Linked DNA regions of Mus musculus: regions 2, 3 and 4 are each linked to region 1. A link is a loop called in an ENCODE intact Hi-C map of the cell type or tissue named here. Cell type or tissue: heart. All regions are shown on one strand.

What was found. A loop is a pair of places that touch in the nucleus more often than their neighbours do. Peaks named below come from ENCODE experiments on the same cell type or tissue, not always from the same donor. Only the 100,000 strongest peaks of a DNase experiment are listed, where the experiment ranks them.
Region 2: it touches region 1 in a loop (2.0-fold over the local background); 8 of 42 quality-filtered maps call a loop at or near these places.
Region 3: a loop joins it to region 1, with 2.5 times the contacts of the local background. A loop is called at or near these places in 3 of 42 quality-filtered maps.
Region 4: it touches region 1 in a loop (3.0-fold over the local background); 2 of 42 quality-filtered maps call a loop at or near these places.

Annotation. Positions count from the first base shown.
Region 1 is chr4:45,527,712-45,532,711 of GRCm38, reverse strand. It overlaps Shb (src homology 2 domain-containing transforming protein B), which reads left to right and starts at 1,884. Exons shown (of 6, transcript NM_001033306.1): 1 at 1,884-3,150. The coding sequence starts at 2,452. In heart, CTCF peaks have their summits at 1,927 and 4,645 (motif pointing right); DNase peaks (open chromatin) are centred at 131, 1,581, 1,731, 3,431 and 5 weaker places; H3K4me3 peaks cover 4,865 bases; H3K27ac peaks cover 4,620 bases.
Region 2 is chr4:45,610,324-45,615,323 of GRCm38, reverse strand. No RefSeq gene overlaps it. Among named protein-coding and RNA genes, the nearest start is that of Gm12408, 27 kb to the left of the region's middle. In heart, a CTCF peak has its summit at 3,042 (motif pointing right); no DNase peak of the experiment used is centred here; H3K27ac peaks cover 290 bases.
Region 3 is chr4:45,106,103-45,111,102 of GRCm38, reverse strand. It overlaps Tomm5 (translocase of outer mitochondrial membrane 5), which reads left to right and starts at 2,990. Exons shown (of 2, transcript NM_001099675.1): 1 at 2,990-3,190. The coding sequence starts at 3,070. In heart, a CTCF peak has its summit at 2,888 (motif pointing left); a DNase peak (open chromatin) is centred at 2,952; H3K4me3 peaks cover 2,127 bases; H3K27ac peaks cover 1,845 bases.
Region 4 is chr4:45,318,371-45,323,370 of GRCm38, reverse strand. It overlaps Exosc3 (exosome component 3), which reads left to right and starts at 2,755. Exons shown (of 4, transcript NM_025513.4): 1 at 2,755-3,100; 2 at 3,672-3,821. The coding sequence starts at 2,780. In heart, no CTCF peak of the experiment used is centred here; a DNase peak (open chromatin) is centred at 2,820; H3K4me3 peaks cover 1,957 bases; H3K27ac peaks cover 1,276 bases; H3K27me3 peaks cover 1,427 bases.

The DNA of each region.
Region 1 (5,000 bases):
AATACAACTTCGCTTCCTAAACCTTCAGAAAAGCAAGATACTGTTTCCATGTGCAGCACACATGCAGGGAGCAGAGAACAGGCCTCCAGACCCTGGGGAGGACTTTCTTGGCCCAGGTGGCCTGGCTGACTGCCAGGATCTGGCTTCCTTTCCTTCCTGAGCCTAGAAGCTGGAGGGAGGGGGCGGGACGGGGGTGGGGCTTAAAACGAGGATGTCCTGGTCGGTCAGGTTTTTTCCCCTTAATTGGGGCCTCCCTCCATGCAGCATGATTAAGTGCTTGCGCAGCAGAGCAAGGATTTAAAGGGTAATTTGAGACATATAAGTGTAGGGATACCCAAAATAAGCATCTCAGCATCAACTTCTGGGGTCTCTCCCTATCTATGCTCCACACACCAAACGTTCAGCCTTGTCCTGTGTGCAGAGTTTAAGACTATTTCCTAAGGATGCTAAATGAATAGGTCTCAGGTAAGAAATAAGTGGGAATGTTATCGGAGATTGTTGGGGTTCAGGTAGCAGTGGGGTTTGGGAAATTCAAGTGGTCTTAGGGAACGAGAGAGGCAAGTAGTCTGACTACGTGGGGCTGAGCAGATAGATTGGAGCCTTCGGAGTCATGGGTCTGCCTTTTTCTAGTGTGGTGTCGCTGGAGCCTGAGTCTGGTAGGTCGCAGGGAGAGTTTGGAAGAGGTCACATTGTGCCTTACCAGGTCCCGAAGTCTCAGGATGAGAGTCTGACCTCCAGTACTAGCAGATCCTGGATTTGCTCTCTACTTCGATAGGTTACTGTTCCTACAGGACACAGGAAAAACAGTGTGTCCAACCTATATATAATGTACAGGTGACAGGTGAAATTACGGTCACAGTGTGTTATTTTGGCAAATCACCATTCTGAAGGACGGTTTCAGCTCAGAGGTACTCAAGGGGGATGGGGGGTGGGGCTGGCCAAATAGAACTTCCAAACATATCTAACATCTAGAAGGCAGATATCTTATTTCATTTTCAGGCAGTATTTTGTTCTTGACAAGGCTCCTGCTACCCCCTCTGAGAGCAGACTCAGAAAGCTACCCCCCTTTGGCCTGGGTTTCCTCACGTTTGGATAATAACTCCATTGTCTTAAGTTACATCATCACAGTGCCACCAGATCCTAGTCATCCATGTATAATCTACCTCGGGGCCTCAGTTTCTCCATCTGGAAAACTGTCTCTGGATTAAATAGAGTCTCGCCAGCTCCGGCAACCTTAAGCGTTAAATGTTTACATAGCTGGTTCCACTAGGTTGGCAGTGAACAGGGTTAAAGCCCCACTTCCTAGAAGGTGAAAAGGTAAGCAAACAGTCCGACCTCCCCTTAGCCTTGCTCAGGGATTGGTGCCCCGCCTGGTCCCAGCCGCCTATCCCGTCCGGATCCGTCATCTGGATTGCTAATACACTCATTAGCATAAAGAGTTTTTCCGAAGACCCGGCGCCGGAAAAGCTGAACCGGAGTCTCTGTCCCTTTAAAGAGAAGAGGGACAGCCACTCTCTCATTTTAGGGCATCTCCTCTGCATGGTCCTCTCGGTCAACTAGAGGTCGTGCGTTAGTCCAGCCTGCCTACCACCTCGATGGTGGACATCCATTCCTAGAGTGCACGGCGCGTGGGCCCCCAGGGACTGTGCTGACTGCTTTGGCTTCAAAGAGCCGCAGTCCCTGCTGGAGGGAGGCACGGCCTGCCAAGCCGCAGGACGCGGGCGCCCTAGGGCAGGACCCCGGAGCTGGCGCCCAGGCGGCCGCAGGAGGTGGCTCGTGCAGTCGTGAGGAGGTTCCTGGCTGCACGCGGGGGCGTGGCCTAGGAGGGGCGTGGCATTGGCGGAGGGGTGGGGCCTGCGGGAAGGGGCGGGGCCGCGGCGCTGGGCGGGTTCTGGCGGCCGAGTGTCACACACGCGGCGGCTCGGGAGGCGGCAGCAGAGGCAGCGGCAGAGCCAGGCGCCGCCGGGACGGGCAGGGGCGCGCGGGCTCCGCCAGGCGCCGGCCGCCTCCCTCATTCGTTCGCTTGTTTTCCGACCCGCAGTGGGGCCGGGCTCGCCCCCGTGCACTCGAGAAGCCCGCAGCTGGCCGCGGCTCGCACGGGGCAGGGGCGCGCTCCGCGAGGGTGGGGGCGCTGGGTGCGGGCGTGCGCGGCGGGGGGCGCCTGGCCTTCCGCTCTAGGCGGCCCGGGTCCCTATGAGACACGTCTGTGCGGGGCGCGAGATCCAAAGCTCGGTCGGCGCGCGGCAGGGGCGGAGGGCTGTGCAGCAGCGGCCGGAGCCAGGCGGCGGCCGGCAGGAGGCGGCGGCTGCGAGAACTTGAACTTGGCGACCGGTGCCCCGCACGCCCCCCACCGGGGCAGGGGCGTTGCGGGACTGGGCGACAGCGTTGTCCCCCGAATGGCCGCGGCGGCGGACCGGGCTCGCGCGCCGCGGCCCTAGGCGGCCCTTCGCCATGGCCAAGTGGCTGAACAAGTACTTCAGCTTGGGCAACAGCAAGACTAAGAGTCCGCCGCAGCCGCCGAGGCCGGACTACCGGGAGCAGCGGCGCCGGGGCGAGCGACGAGAGCAGCCCCCGCAGGCCGTGCCGCAGGCCTGCTCGGCGTCCTCGGCGTCCTGTGGGTCGGCCGCCGCCTGCTTCTCGGCCTCGTCGGGCTCTCTGCCCGACGACAGCGGCAGCACGAGTGACCTCATCCGCGCCTACCGCGCGCAGAAGGAGCGCGACTTCGAGGACCCGTACAACGGGCCGGGCTCGTCGCTGCGCAAACTGCGAGCTATGTGCCGCCTGGACTACTGCGGCGGCGGCGGCGGCGGGGACCCCGGCGGGGGCCAGCGCGCCTTCACGGCGGCAGCGGGAGCTGCGGGCTGCTGCTGCGCGGCGGCGGGAGCGGGCGCCGCCGCGTCCTCGTCCTCATCCTCCGGCTCCCCGCACCTCTACCGCAGCAGCAGCGAGCGGCGGCCGACGACGCCGGCGGAGGTGCGCTACATCTCCCCTAAGCACCGACTCATCAAAGTGGAGAGCGCGAGCGCTGCGGGGGACCCTCCGGGAGGCGTGTGCTCTGGCGGCCGTACCTGGAGCCCGACGACCTGCGGAGGCAAAAAACTGCTCAACAAGTGCTCCGCCGAGGAGACCGGAGCTGGTCAGAAAGATAAGGTAAGCTCCAAAGCTATTGGTGCGCTTGGGGAACTGAGGCACTGCCACGTTTCCCATCCCTTGCATCAACTTTGCTCTGGCATCCTGGGGTCTAGGCTACAGCGCTCATTTTGCCAGATGGTGATTAGACTCCGACTCTTTGGTTCCTGCTCCCCAAACGCACCCTTGCGGATCCCAGAGCCAGAGCGAGAGCACCCCGTCTAACTACCCAGAAGACAGACCCAGCCAGCCCTTCCGGCTCCCCCAGTAAAGTTAGCAGCGGCTGGCCTAAAAGAGCATTTACTCTCGTTTACCCCGGGGTCCCTGTAGTGGTCCCCCTCCCAGATGCAGATGGGAATTGAGGTCTAGAATGGGAAAGGGAATCTCCGGGTCGTAGATTTCCTTATTGGCTGTCCCAGAATATCTGTATGTGTGTAAATGCTTCTAAACGTCCCACTCTGCGTGCCAGGTTTCCGAAGCCAAGCGGCCTTTTGTACTAGAGCGATATTGGGAACCCCCATGCAGGCTTTTCCGGTGTTAAGGTTCGTCCTCCCAGAGAATTTACCCATCTGGCCTTTCCCACCCGCTCTCCCCAGCTCCGCAGGCAGTCTGCTAAAAAGAGACCCTTCTCTGCCCACTTCATTCTCTTTCCTGATTCCATCCCTGTAGTACCGTCTCGGGAATGAGAAGCCTTTGTGGCAATCCCCTGCCGAATCTATCAGGCCATCTTGTTCCCTGCTTCATAACAAGGGAGTTAATTACAGGCAGGCCCCTCTACTCTTCCTTCCCTTCACACTCCTGAGTTAACCTCCCTTCCCCCATAAAATACTTGTTCTGCCCACTTCTCGCTGAGGCAGTGTTTTGATTAAATCTGAGGCCCAGTGAGAGATCTTCACGGCAGGGTTGCTTGGCTGGCCGGCCCCTGCTTTGCCTGCGTTCTTCCCCACACTCTCCTTGCAAGCTCAAACTTTTGCCTGGACTGATAGAGATTGGCTAGCCTAGCAGGGAGACATTTCCTACCTGTCAGCGGGTGCTTGGCAAGGCTTCTTTTTGCTTTATGGGAGAGGTGAGGAAGGATATGCCCTCCTGAAAAAGTTGCCTGTCTGGTCTCCCTGGGGTCATCCTGCATTGTCTGCCCAGGATGGATGGTATGAGCAGCCTGAAGGAGCCTATGTCCCCAGGAACGGTGTGGGCACACACCTTGGAAACGCATACTCTTTGTGCTTCCCAAGTATCCAAGATGCCACACTGAGAACAGAGAGCTGGAAGCCCTGGTGACTCATACAGTCACCAAGGGTACAAGAGGAGAGATGTCCCTGAGAAGAGCTGAGCTATTGGGCTTGTGGTTGATGTTTTCTGGAAGTCAAGCTTCCTGCAGCTTCATATGTGGTGGGCTCACTGGGTGAGCTTTGAGCTTTTCCATATGAAAGTGAGGAGAGAGCTTTCCAGAGAGGTTTGCAGCCCACCTCACCTGACTCAGCATCCCTAGTTGCCCAAGACCACTGCCCCCCAGGGGGCAGACTTTCCTTGTTTACTGCTTGTGGTTCAGCCTGCTCTCAGAAATCTTTGTGTGGCTTTCAAATTTGTTGTAAACATTTTTCCCCCCAATTAGAGTTAAGACTTACAGATGCATAGTAATCATACTTTGTAGCTGGAATGTCAAGTGTGCCTAAGACTTGGCTACATTGTCACAATATTTCCCATGGGTCTTTGCTCTCCTCTTCCAGGTGCTGGAAGGGGGATCCTGAGCAGGGTATGTCTGTGTTGAGTGCTGTGACAGAGGGCACCCTGTGATGGGGCCTGGTGTTAAATGGGGTTTCCATTGTTGACCTGGAGCCAGGAGTGATCAGGGGATGGCTGGAGAAGTGTCT
Region 2 (5,000 bases), 83 kb before region 1:
ACATTGTATTGTTGTCAGGAAGCAAAAAGGCATGGGTACTGCGGTTTGGCTCCAGGTCTCTTGTTCAGCCCAGAACCCAGTCTGTGAGATAATACATTTAGGGTGGATTTTTCTCATCTCTATTAAACTAATCCAAAAAACACCCGAGCAGATAAGCTGTCAGGTTTGTTTCCATGTTGGTTCCAGACCACATCAATTGACAGTCATGTTAACTATTATGCTGAACCAGGCTCTCAGGTGACTTCATGGGCCCAGAAGTCACAAATTATTTTTATGTTTTAAAGACTGGTGGTGAGTCTACTTCCAGGGAATTAAAATCTGAATGTGGCAAGCCTTCTTCTAATAAATGGGTAAAGCCAATTCACAAGGGAGAATCAAGTTTATAAACCATATCCATGGGAAAGTCTGCAGTCATACCAGTGGCCAGAAAAAAATGCTAATAAAGATTATGACATACCTTTTTACAGTTATTAGAATAGTAAAAAGTCTATTTCAAGTCCTAACACCTATGCTCACTATGACAACGGAAGGGTCTCTCCCTCTGCCCTGGTGCAGTGTGGTTGCAAAACTGAAAAGAATCTTTGAAGTTGATTTGGCAATAGTATCAAACATCATGAAAATGCACAGACAACCCACTCATTCCACTCCAAAGAACTGGTCCAAAGAAAATAACTCAATATAAGAAAAAAAGTGTCTGCATGGTACAGTGCTGGTAAAATATAAGGAGAGGTAAAACAAACCATACACCAAATGATCTTTCCATAGTCCTGTCCCATCCGGCCTGCCTAGATATTCCAGGATCAACTGCCAACTCCCCTTCACAGCACAGGAGGAGCCCAGTCCAGAGGAAGAAGGACCAGTCTTGATTTCTGTGACTGTTCATTTCCAAAGCTTGGGCATAGTCTCAATTGTCCTCTGCTCCAAGGACAGGAGAAGCAGAGGAAACCAATTTGCTGATGAGGGAGAAGAAGGATATAGCTGACATAGAACACAGCAGCTATCTTATGGTAACAGCATCTTTGTTCCCCATTGCTAAGGCCCAGCCATTCATCCACCCTTCTATGAGGTGTCCCTCCTATCCTCCATGCAAGTCTCCCTCTCCCTCTCCCTCTCCCTCTCCCTCTCCCTCTCCCTCTCCCTCTCCCTCTCCCTCTCCCTCTCCCTCTCCCTCTCCCTCTCCCTCTCCCCCTCCCCCTCCCCCTCCCCCTCCCCCTCCCCCTCCCCCTCCCCCTCCCCTCCCCCTCCCCCTCCCTCTCCCTCTCCCTCTCCCTGTCTTTCTCTCTCCCTCCCTCCCTCTCTCTTTCTCTCTTCCCTGCCTCCCTCTCTCTCTCTCCCCCTCTCTCTGTGTCTCTCTCTCAATCTCTCTCTCTCTCTCTCTCTCTCTCTCTTTCTTCCCTGCCAAAGCTCTTTTGGATTGTTTCTGCCACTTAAACCTTACTAGCAGGTTCTCAGCAGTAACCACACCATTAGTTATGCATTTTGGTCTTTCTCAGGAAGGGAATGTGAACAAGAAGGGAAAGGAAACAACGGCATGGCTCAGTGCAGCTGCTGCAGAGCCAGCAAGACCCACACTGCACAGAGCACTGTGCACAGCAGCTCCAGCAAGACCCACACTGCACAGAGCACTGTGCACAGCAGCTCCAGCAAGACCCACACTGCACAGAGCACTGTGCACAGCAGCTCCAGCAAGGCTTTTGTATCGCACTTTGCACTGTGCACAGGAGCCAGGGAGGAAAGGGCATCATCATCCTTTCCCCGGACATAAGCCAAGGGCCATCTGCACACACCAGTTCCTTAAGGCATGTGATGGAACCATGTATGACCATTAACATGGATAATGACCCTCCCAGCTCTTGGAGGTGGAGGCACCAGGATCAAGAGTTCAAGATCAGCCTTGACAGCACACAGTGATTTTGAGGCCACCTTGGGCCAAATGAGCCTATTCTCAAAACAAACAACAAAAACTTGGTGATAGAAAGCAACTTGACAGGGGAAACATCTTATTAAAAAATCAGATACAACATTTGGGAGACTGAGGCACACGAATCTTCATGAGTTCAAAACTACCTGAGAGGCAAATGAAATGATTGAGTGGGTAAGAGGCACTTGCCTCCAAGTCTGATAGTCTTCTACCCCATAGGTAGAAGAAAGGAATAGACTCTCAAAATCTGTCCTCAGACACACACAATTAATTGAATAATTAATTAATGTAAAAAAATGTTGCATGCACTTTTGATGTAGAAGCAGGCAGATCTCTAAGTTTGAGACTGTCCTAGTCTACAGAGATTCCAGGACAGCCAGAGCTACACCATCTCAAAGAACCATTAAAAAAGTTTAAAGTCCAACCTGGGCTGCATGAGTTCCAGGCCAGTCTGAGCTGAAAATGCAAGAGGCCTCGTCTCAAAAGCAACAAAACTTTAGATGCGATATGGAGTGTGAGCTACATAGATCAAAATGCACACACAGAGAACTTGGGAAGGGACCATGTCATGATAACTGCCCAGCTGGGGACTCTAGTCCCACACCTCAGCATTGCTTCCAGTAAATTCAGGATTCTGAGCAAGCAAAGGGGTCACAGACCAAAGATCTGTGCTGCCAGTAAGCAGGCTTGCCACCGTCAGATCTGTGCTGCCAGTAAGCAGGCTTGCCACTCTCAGATCTGTGCTGCCAGTAAGCAGGCTTGCCACCCTCAGGAAGGAGATTTGGATTCCTTCAACTGGAGAGATCAGAGGTGAAGACCAAGGAACAGGATGGGTTTGAAGAGGCAGAAAAGGCACAGAAGAGAGCCGAGAGAGGGCTTCATGCACAGATGGGCTTCTGTGGCAGGAAGATGAGAGGCCACAGTGAAGTTCCTCAAGGACCAGCCTTGAAAAACAGGTGTCCCTCTGGCCACCTTCAGACCTTCTAGGCTTTTCCAGGATCATATACTTCTCATTAGTCGCTCTTACCCAGCCTAGTCTGACAAGCCCCGCCCTGTGTAAATTCTTCGGGGAGGGGGGGGGACACTCTGACTCCTCCAGGAGGGGGCGCTAGAGGATCCTTTGGTGCAGAGTTGGGAAGACAACGAAAACCAGGTTCCCTAATCATGCACTATGCTATCCAGAAATTCCCATCACCAAAAAGGAATAAATGCTATGTAACATTTCTTGAAACAAAATATTATACAGCATGGAAAATGAATGGAGTAAGCTACAAGTATCAACAGGGATAACAGTAAGTGTAAAAAAAAAAGCAACTCACAGAAGACAATAGTGAACAGCTGGATAACACTTTTCTGAAGGTCGGATGTAAATTAGCAGATCTCCTATAGCTATGCAATATAGGCATAGGTACTTAGATGATCACAAAAGAGAGAGGAAATGAAAACACCAAAATGTGAGATGTGTTCACCTCTGAGAGAGGCAAGAGGGTAAAATAAAGGAAAGACATCAGACATGGGCAAGATTAACAGGAAAATTCTGGTCCCAAGATAGGTGGTAGGCTATGGGAGCTGGTTTTAATACCATGTGTTGTAATGGATACATAGTATAAATAGTTTTCTCTATGTATACATAGACACATATGTAAGGTAACACAAGAACTCTTTTAAACTGCAACATAAATAGCTTATGACAGTAAATATCATTCTCAGGAGGTTTCTGTGAGCTCTCCTACAAACACGTCAGGGGCCCAAGGCTGGGAGAGCACAGAAAGTTCTGGGCTGGGCTCCCACCAGCTTAGGCACTCTGATTCAGATGTGGTATCTGCCCCCCAGCCCTATTTCAGGTATTGAAGTCTAATCTCCACTGTGAAATATTAAAGTGGAAATTTATTTCAGCTACGGTGTACAGAGGTAGGACATCTGGGGGGGTGGCTAGGATTCAGTGAGGTCATTAGCTTGGAATCCCCATCACTTATCCTGGTGTTCATAAAAGGAAGAAAGCCCAGAAGACACCCATACAAGTCCCCTGTCTCTTGTTGTGTAATACGTTGTACCACCTCAGGATTCTCCCAGCAAGAAGGGCATCACTGGATGTAACTCGATCTTTAAAACTGTAACCCCAAATAAGCCCCTTTTCTCTTCCAGTCTTTCATCCAGTCTTTCATCTCTTTCATCCAGTCTGAACATTGTATGATGGCAACAGAAAATGAACTAGTAGCCTGGCTCCACTGTGCTGCACCCCCAGCGGTGGCCACTCCTCAGAAGGACTGGGAGAGTGTGATAAGAAGCCTAGAGCAGTTTCCAGTCCTACCTCTGACTTACTGCACATTTCTGCTCAAGTTCTCAACCTCAGTTTCCCCTCTTGTACGGTGGGAGAATAGGGGTCTGGCAGGCAGTCAGGGGAGGTGGTCATAGGACCCTCATTCTTGCTCTGCTGAGTAGGCTAGGTGCCCGGACAAACGGGGTTTGCTGGAGTTGTCTTGTCCTCACCAGCCAGTAGACCAGGGTTATGATGTGAGTCTGAAATGTCCCCAGAGACTCTTGTTTTGGATGCCTGTTCCTAGGTTGAGTTATACTGTTTTAAAGGGCTCTGAAGCCTTGAGGACTCTAACTGGAAGTAGGTCACTAGGGGAAGGCCTTTGAAGGTTATATATAGCCCCTGCTCTCCCTCTCTCTCTCTCTCTTGCTCGCTTGCTCTCGCTCTCGTTCTCTTTCTCTCTCTCTCCCTCTTTCTCCTTCCTCCCCTCCCCCCTCCCTGTTCCACTACTCTTGTGAACAGTCACGCCAGCACACTCCTGCTGCCGTAATGCTGGCTGCTTGTCATACTTTGCCAGATGAGCTCTCTGGAACAGTGAGCCAAAACAAGGTCTCCTTCAGGTTGTTTCTGTCATGGGCTTTGGTCACAGCGATGCAGATGTGACCAGAGCTATGGGGCATTCAACTGCTCAGTGCTCTCTTTCTGTAAAGTCTAAATGGGCTGGAACTAGTAACTGCCTCACAGGTATGTGTGAGTGTCTGCCACAGACCCTGGGAAGAGGAAGCCCACTCTGTTGGGTGTGGTCTCCTTCCTGTTGCCTCT
Region 3 (5,000 bases), 420 kb after region 1:
TTTTGTTTTTTCGAGACAGGGTTTCTCTGTGTAGCCCTGGCTGTCCTGGAGCTCACTCTGTAGACCAGGTTGGCCTCCAACTCAGAGCTCTGCCTCTTTCTGCCTAGATTAAAGCCTCTGCTGAGAGTAAACCATCTCTTGTAGCAAGATCTGTTCATTGTTACATTGTTTCCTACCTTGAGCAATGCACATACTGGCTATTTTGTTTATCTGTTTTAGTTTGGTTTTGTTGACATGATAACCGAAAGCAACTAGGGAAGGAAATGGTTTATTCTTGCAGATAGGTGCAGTCCATCACAAAGGGAAGCCAAGAGCAGGAAGTCCAGGCAGGAGCCTGAAGGCAGGGTCTGAAGGAAGTGGAGGCTGTGGAGGAATGCTGCTTACTTACCTAGCCAGCTCTCTCTCAAACAATCCAGGCTCACGTGTCTAGGAATGGTACCGCTCTTACTGCGCTGGGCCCTCCCACACCGATCATCAATCAAGGAAGTGCCTCCCAGGCTTGCCCACAGGACGACCTGATGGGGACCTCACCTCAACTGAAGTGCCCTCTTCCCAGGTGACCCAAGCTTGTGTCATCTTAACAAGAATCTAGCCAGCACACTAGCTGATCACGGGTGATGATATATTGACATTCATGCACTCCAAACTATTATGCCCTCAATGACACAAATAGAATTCAAATGCATAGATGATCAGAGTGAGAAGAGACTTTAGAGCACGAAAGAGAGACTTGTCCCTGATTTTGTGAGCAGGGAGAAGCATTGCCAAGAGTGATCTTCTCGGCACTCATGAAGGCTGGACCTCTTCCTTAGGAGTCAGCCCCTCCCCTACCACTGCTGCCTCTGCTTGTCCACTGTCTGAATTATAGATGCAAATACTTACTAAAGCTTGAAGAAACACTCGAGAGTTTTTTACTCTAACCCCAGGGTCTTACACTCTGTCAATCAGGAAGGTGCTAACATTGTCAGTCATTCTCACAGTCAAGTTTTTTTGTTTGTTTGTTTGTTTTTTGGTGTTTTTGAGACAGGGTTTCTCTGTGTAGTCCTGGCTGTCCTGGAACTCACTCTGTAGAACAGGCTAGCCTCGAACTCAGAAATTCGCCTGCCTCTGCCTCCCAAGTGCTGGGATTAAAGGCATGCACCACCATGGCCGGCCTCAAGTATTATTCTTTTGTTTGTTTGTTTGTTTGTTTGTTTGTTTTTCGAGACAGGGTTTCTCTGTGTAGCCCTGGCTGTCCTGGCACTCAATTTGTAGACCAGGCTGGCCTCGAACTCAGAAATCTGCCTGCCTCTGCCTCCCGAGTGCTGGGATTAAAGGCGTGTGCCACCACGCCCGGCTTCAAGTATTATTCTTTTTTTTTTAAGATTTATTTATTTATTATATGTAAGTACATTGTAGCTGTCTTCAGACACTCCAGAAGAGGGAGTCAGATCTCCTTATGGATGGTTGTGAGCCACCATGTGGTTGCTGGGATTTGAACTCCCGATCTTCAGAAGAGCAGTCGGGTGCTCTTACCCACTGAGCCATCTCACCAGCCCTCAAGTATTATTCTTATTTAACCCCAAATTCATTGTTGTTATACAGTGTGCCTGCAAAAAGAGACGTTCTGATATTGGATTATGTGAAAAATTCAGTTGTCCCATTCATGTCTGAAAACTCTAACTTGATTTTCTCTCATCTGTCCAGTGTTGATCAGTTTTGATCTGGGCTCATACTTGCTGTAGTCCAAGATCTTCATTAGAATATTTAAAGATCAGTTACCTCCAAAAAATGAGTGTACAGAAAAAAAATGTGGGAAATGTTAGAATTTCAGTGTCTGGGACACTAGCAGTCTGAGCTCACTAGCTGAGGGTGATAACCTTGACCTCTGTTTTTTGTTTGTGTTTGTTTATCTTGGGATTGTTTGTTTGTTTCAGATTGTCCTTGTAATTACTTTGTAACCCAGGCTGCCCCTAACCTTGCAGTAATTCTTTTGCCTCTGTCTTCTGAGGGCTGAAATTACAGGTGTGAGACACTGTTTCCACCTTGACCTTGAACTCATTCGTTTGTTTGTCTGGAGACAGGATTTTTCTGTGTCACCCTGGCTGTCCTGGAACTCACTCTGTAGACCTGGCTGGCCTTGAACTCAAAGATCTGCCTGCCTGTGTCTCCCAAGTGCTTGAGCCAGCACTGCCCTGACCTTCAACTCTTGACCCCTTTTTTCCAGCAGCCCAGTGCTGGGAACACAGGTGTGTGCAGCACTGTGCTGGCTAGTTTTTGTCAACTTGACACCTAGGAAGCGAAAACCTCAATTGAGGAATTGCCTCCACCAGATTGTCCTATTGGTGAATTTGAGGGTCATTGTGTGACTACTAGTTGATGGAGGAAGGCTTAGCCCACTGTGGGCAATGCCACCCGGCAGGTGGTCCTAACCAATAAAAGTAAGTTAGCTGGTTGAGGCCAGCTAGCCAGTAAAGACAACGTCTCCGCTTGGTTTCAGTTCCCTCCTCTAGGTTCCAGCTTGAACTCCAGTGCTGGCCTCCCTGGATAACGTTAACAGGTTAGGTGAAACACTTTCCTTCCTAAGTTATTTTGGTGGTGTTTATCACAACAGCAACACTATCCAGGGCTTCATGCATCCTAAGAAAACGATTTGGCAAACGAACTTCATTCCCAACTAAGTTGTTTTAAATTTCAAACCTAGGAAGGACAGACTAAAATGTGCATTTCACGAAGTACTGTCTTAGATTCTTCATAAATGTTATTATTATTTATAATGATATTTTTGCACACACCTCCCTACTTTACAGCATAAAACAACTTTACAGGTGGCACTCTCCCGGCTAGGGACCAAAACACAGTCCAGATCCACCCAAGGCTCAGAGACTTAAGGCGGCGGCCGCCCCCTTCAGGTCTCTTTGCTTCAGACACAAGAAGACAGGATGAAATTTTCCCCTCACAGGTTCCCGTCACAGGACAGAAACAAGGGGTGGGACAGGAAGTGGAGCCTGGCTAAGTTCCGGGTGCAGGGCGGCCACTGGAGGAGAGCAAGCTGCTGCTCTCGCAAGCTTTGGAGGCAGAGCCGCCGCAATGTTCCGGATCGAGGGTCTCGCGCCCAAGTTGGACCCGGAGGAGATGAAGCGGAAGATGCGTGAGGATGTGGTCTCCTCCATTCGGAACTTCCTCATCTACGTGGCCCTGCTGCGAGTCAGTGAGTGTCCTTCTGGGCTGTGACCGTGAGGCCACGCGTCCACACCCAACCCTGCACGCGGTCGTGGGGCCTTGAGCTGAGCATCCTGGGGAGAGTGGGGTGCTTGCACGTCCAGGACTGCCCAACTGCGCACACTCTGGGGGTCTGCGGGTCCTGGGGATGTGCCCAGTGCACGTGGTGGCGGAGGACGCGTGGTTAAGTCACCTTTGCTCGCCCAACGTTTGTGCTTAAGAAGCTCCCACGTGTTATCCTCGGAGCAATACCCTCGTTTTGCAAACCTAGAAACGGTCCCCGGAAGGTGGCTGACCCAAGGTCATTTGGCCGTTCAGAGAACGAATACAATTCCGGCTGAGCTCTTAATAAGGTAGCAGGCGCTTTCTCTCTCTGCTTGCCTTTGAAGTACAAGAGATTAGCTTTCTTTATGTTTGTTTGTACAGAGGGTGAAGTAAATAATTGGTTTTTCTTGGAGAATCTCTGAAGCGTTTGATCTCAACATTAACAAAAGTTGCTTGATCTGTGCCACCTCACCCCAAGTGAGAGCTTGAGTTCATAGGACACATACTCAAGGTTAAAGCCATACTGTCAATTTAAAAGTCAGGGGCTGGCTAGGTGGCTCACTGAGTTGCCTGAGCCGGATCCACACGTGGTGGCAGGAGAGAACCAGTTTCCAGAAGTTGTACTCTGACCTCCACACCTGTACCACTTCTTCCTATTGTCCAGTGCTTGCTTGCCTGTGGGAGTCTTCTGGGCAGGGAGAGGCAGGAGCGATTCAAATAATTGAAGAACATACCAACATTTTTAGAAGACTGGAGTTAAGGCCTCCCTCATTTGGGTGCCTCTTTTGCTGTACTCTCTGTATTGCTGGCTCCTCCAGGACAGGACATCTTGGGGGAAATGGAAGCACCCAAAACATCCTGCTTACCCTTTAAACTTTAGCTTTCCCATCCTTCTCTTATAGGCAAGAGCTCTCAAGGAAATGTTAGCTTAGTGCACTGATTTATTCTATTTAATGATTTTTATTTAGAACCGGGCATGGTAGCACACACTTTTAATCCCAGCACTCAGAAGGCAGAGGTAGGTGGATCTCAATGATTTTTTTTTTTTTTTTTTTTTTTAAAGACCAGCCTGGTCTGCAAATGGAGTTCCAGGACAGACAGGGCGGTTACACAGAGAAATCTGTCTTGAAACAAGAGACTTTTGTTATGTGTTTTTCTGCTTGTCTATATGTGAACCACGTGCCTGCAGTCCAGAAGGGGGCGTTGGAATCCCTGGAACTGGAGTCAAGCTGGCCATTAATTGTAAGCTGCCAGGGATGGCTGGATGGCTGGGCTGCTGGGATCTGAACTCAGGTCCTCCTGATTGACCGCAGACACTCTGAACTGCTGAGTCATCTCTATCTCAGCAACGCCACTTGGGTATTCCAGACAGCTCTGTGCACATCATTTATCACATCAGCACAGTAACTGGTGTGATCTGAAGGGCATAGGTGACAGAGTCATAGAGAAACCAGAGTAGGTGTCTGTTCCTCTGCTTGCCTTACACACACACACACACACACACACACACACACACACACACCTCCTAGCCCCTGTTCTCCCAGCATTGGTAATGAAGCCTAATGCCCATTTGATTCCTCTTGCATTTCGTCTTGTTTGGGTTAAAAAGGAATCTGCTCCACCTCCCACCCCCCTCAAGTATACCTTGGGGGTAAAGTCCTTGCCTGGCCCGTGCAAGACCTGGATTTAACTTCCTGTAGTGCAAAATAGGTCAAAGATGCCCACAGTGAAGGGCTGTTGGGGTTACGTACAGC
Region 4 (5,000 bases), 210 kb after region 1:
CACAGGGGATAGCAGGAGGAAGGGACGGAGACGGAGGGAGACGGAGACAGAGAAACTAAGACATCTAGGAAAAGCTTGAAAAGCTTCGGTTGAGATCCAGTTTTTCAGGGTGGTAACACTCGGCTGCCTAAGTAGGGATGAAGGCCTGTGGTACTCAAACCCCCAAATGGCCTCCACTGCAAACTCAATATAGACGCAGCTGAGTCTACCTGGGCAACTCAGGGAAAAGTTGCACAAGCCAGACTGAGAAAGAGGTACCCACATGGCCTATACTGTCTTTTAGTGTTCTCTTTATTCTCCAACGGCCACAGCCATTTACACCACCATTAAAAAAGACCTCCTGTCGTTTCGAGACTTCATGACTATCACCACTCCCGAATCCAGAGTATCCCTCTTGCTGCTGAATTCCGAAGAGGTTATAAGCCAGGATGCTTTGAGACAGACTCTTAACTGCACGCAGGTGCGCTACCGCAGGAACCTGAGGATTCGAAGTACAAACTTGGCAGGGCTCAGGCGACAAGCCTTCCAGCTCGAGGCCCTCGCGGGCGTGTCCGGTGGGTGGTGCTTGCAAGGGCCCGCCTTTTCTGGCCTTGAGTCTCCAATGACTTAGCCTCCTTTGTTTTCTGAATCCACGCGTGGGCTACCTCCTGCCCCTTTGCTAAAAGAAGTGCACCGGGTATGGCTCCTGCCCTAGATTTTGTATTCTATTTCCTTGGGAAACTCCAAACTACCTAGGGTAGGTGCTGAGGACCAGTCCTGAGAATGAGCAACGTTCATTCTCCTTCTCCACCTTTCAGAGGCCTGACATCACTGAATACACCAAAGGCATAGCATTGAGCCATTGAATTAAAGTGGGCTTGGTTGGTTAGTCACAGAATACCTATCGTTTTTTGAGACCTGAGTTATAAAGGAAGAAAGAAGCATAATTTACCTCTGCCCAGAGAACGTCTCTCTGTGAGAGACTAACCAAGTGGTACAGTCTAGGGGGCTTGAAAGGAAAAAAAATGGCGCTCGACAGGTGGAAGCAGAAACCTCTCAAATGCAGACGACATAATCAGCTGTTGAAGAAAGCTCTTTATGAGGAGTGAAGAAAACCACAAACTGGACACCAAGAAAAAGACCCTTTTCAAAATACATAGGGGATTCAGCACCCCAAATCCAATCTTTTCTGGAGAACTGGCGTTTTTAAAGTCTTTGAAGAGTCTCTCCCCCCCCCCTCCCCCAAATGTAGGGTTGGTCGATTTGAATAAAGAATTGATGGTGAATTAGGCCAGAACTGTTGTGTAATGTGTCCTGTGCAGGCCTTGAACTTGTTCAACCGGCCCATCAGCAGGGGGCTTGCTGTTGTTGCAGGTGAGAGTTAAAAGTGTGGGGGTCCCTGCAAGCTCTGCTGCCAGCGGATCCCCAGAAAGTAAGAAGTAAACGTGGTTCAGCATGACTTAGCCGGGCTGGTACAAACTTCGGGAGTCTGACTCCAGTTTATTTTTATTTATTTATTTATTACTTATTTAAACAGTAAAACTTTCAAAAGAAAAAAAAAAAGGTTTTCTTGTGACAACTATTACCACAAAGCTTAGGACACGGTTATATCTAAACTCCCTTGCAAAGTGCATGTTTTCTTGAAAAGCACCATGACCTCTTCCACAAGAGTGGGTTCTGTTGACTGAGAAAACATGCTCAGGAGAAGAGCCTAGGGAGGAAAGGTTTTTATAATCATAATAGCAAACTCTTTTTCAAATCCATGAGATCTCTCTTATAAGGATGGAGTCTATGGACTGGAAATGCTCAGGAAAAGGGGGATTCAGGTGAGAGCTAGCTCCACAGAATGGTAAAATTACCTGGTATTCAACAACCTCCATTCCAGCCTTCCAAGTGAATAGCTGTCAATTTCTTCCATTGAAGAAAAAGATCTGCATGTTTAACAATTCTGGTTTCTATAGGACTACCTGGAAGCACATGCCCTCCTACCCTCTACACAAAAGCCTACACAGCCTTTTTTTGAGGCTGCTAAGCTTGTATTGAGTTAGGAGGTTGAGGTTGAGGAAGAAGTTAGCCAACTTGACAATTCATCACCTGTTACCTAGCCGTGGCTCCTCTCCTTATCTGCCTACCTCGGAGTCTTACTCTCAGTCTTTCAATAGCACTAATTAACAACTTGGCTGGGGCACTTGTATTTCAGTTGTCCCTTATATCCAGGGATTAAATGGCTTGCCAGCATTTTACCAAATTTGCAGGAATTGTGATGCCCCTTCCCTAAAAAAAAAATCTATAAACTCGAGTTGGCAGCAAAGCATCAAGCAACTGATCTCAGTCAATGCCAAGGCCTTCAGTGCTGTTGGAGAACTGAATCAATTACTCATTGAAGATGCCGACAGAGAAACGCTGGTTTCACAGATAACCCCAAAGTCAGAAAACTGTAAGTTCTTAAGTTCTTGCACATTGTGGGTTTTGGATTTAACAGTTTCTCACATAGCTGTTAGTGTGCTCCCAAAGAAGTAGCTGGGAGAATTCCTGAGTTACCGATGTTCCCAAGCCACTGAAGAGATGAACTCAAGTAGGTGAAAAGGTGTGATGTGTGTGGGAGGAGGTGGGAGATTGTTACATTAGGTACCGTGAAGCTACAGACACAGGGCAGGGAGTAGCACCCATGGGATGAAGCGAGTATCTCCCAAGCTCAAGTCCAACTCAGAAAGCCCACAACCACCGGAAAGAGATGACCCTGGTGGGCGGGTAGCGGAAGCGGAAGTAGATACCGGAAGCTGCGATGGTGACGCCTGCCATGGCTGAAGTACTGTCCGCGGGACCGGAGTCGGTGGCGGGCTGCCGAGCACGGGCCGTGCACAAGGTGCTGAATCAGGTGGTTCTCCCCGGGGAGGAGCTGGTGCTGCCGGACCACGAGGACGTAGACGGCCTTGGCGGCGCCGGGGAGCAGCCGTTACGCCTGAATGCGGGTGCGCGCCCGAGGCTGCGCGTAGTGTGTGGCCCAGGTTTGCGACGCTGCGGGGACCGTCTGCTGGTCACCAAGTGTGGCCGCCTGCGTCACAAGGAGCCCAGCGGAGGCGGCGGCGGCGTTTACTGGGTGGACTCGCAGCAGAAGCGGGTGAGCGGATGTCGGAGAGGCGGCGCTGCCGCGAAAGTGGGCCCCCTGCAAGCGATCATAGGTTAAGGCGAATCTAGAGCCGCGGTGGCTTCTAGCCCCCTCTCTGCATCTTCTTTAGAGGAACCACAATAGGAACACATCCTGAGAAGGGTGACAGGAGAGAAAGGTTCCGTGAGATCTTGTCTTGAAAAACCCAAAGCCTCGGGGTTGCCATTTGGTGTCCCAGTTGCAATGAGTCCAAATAAATCACAGGGAATTAAAATTCCCATAGAATAATTAAGAGCTTTCACTTAGGAATAATGTCAAATGGAGTGGGTTTCCTTGAATGTAAAGATTCTTGTGCCACCAGACTTGTAAAGGATGCTGAGAAAACTTGAAACTTGATCAAGTGTGAATTAGACGTTCATAAAGTTGGACTGGTGCGGGCCGGTTTTGTAGTTGCAGCTACATGGGGAGTATGAGTTGGCTGGATAGGTTGAGACCCACCCTGATCAACCTAGATGAAAGTTTCAGAAGATATTTTGTAATGATATTTGTATTATTTATGACTGTTCTTTCATTCTGCTTTTAGTATGTACCTGTGAAAGGGGACCACGTGATTGGCATAGTGATCGCTAAATCTGGAGATATATTCAAAGTTGATGTTGGAGGGAGTGAGCCAGCGTCTTTGTCTTACCTGGCATTTGAAGGGGCAACTAAAAGAAACAGACCAAATGTGCAGGTAATAATGGGAGTCTTTGGTTTCAACAAGAAAAAATATCCACTCCCGAGAAAGTTAACTATCCAGAGGGCTACTTGAATTGTCTTCAAAGCATAAACCAGTTCTCCAAGACAGTTTATAAGAGTTTCTCAGGCGCTGCGGCTCCAGAAGTATTGCTGTATGTCATGTTTGCAGCCTTGGTTCTTTTCTACCGGGTTGAAGAGTTACATCTGCTATCCCCCTCCTTACCTGTCATGTCTGAATCCACCCCATGAGGAAAATGGCCCTAGTCTAAGGGCCATGGGCACTATTGGCTATCTGTTCATCATGGCTCTAAATCCTTGGAGCTGGAGCTGACAGAAGAGTAATCTTGTTTCTGTAGGTTTTCAGGTTGGGCTTTCTGGGTAGTTTAGCCATGTTCTTCCTGAACACCTGAGCCAGAAATGTGCTGGCCTCTCTGCTGCTTTTTCTTCAACTCTCAAGGGTCTTTAGTCACTCAATCTTATTTGTTCCTTCTCTTATCTTTTGTATGCCAACCCCTTTGTCTCACTTTTGACAGGAGCGGGCAACAATCTTATGAACTCATTAAAAAAAAAAATCTCATTAAAAAAAGGATTGTTCAAATCACACAGAGAGCATTGTACTCAGGGGTCTTTCCTCGTGGTTTCTGTTACTTCATGGAACCATATTTAAGCTTCACAGTGTAACTGGGCTTTGTTTCCTTCCCTTGGGTCTTTATTAATGGTGTTCCTGTTTGGAGCTGTGTCCTCAGCCCTAGGAGACATCACCTTTGAGGTCCAGGCTGACTGAGTTGATGACTGTCTCATCGTCACTTGTCCTGCATATTCACCACACACTGGGTTCATTCTCATTGCCCTGTGCAGGACCACATGCCCAGGAAGCCGGAAAAGGTGTAATGATTCCCGCTAGGTTTTGTAATCACCCACAACAGTGGGGACTTACAAGGCATTTTTAAAGTATGCACAGGAAAGTGTGCCTACATGTATGTTTTTGCACGCTGTGTGACAGCTTCTTGTGGAGGTCAGACAGGAAGGTCAGGTCCCCTGAAACTTGAGTTATGACAGGTTGTGAGCAGCTACACGGGTGCTAGAAACCAAAGCTGGGTCCCCTACAAGAGCAGTAAGTACTCTTAGCCCACGAGCCATCTCCAGCTCAACAGTGGGTATTTTTAATGTTGAA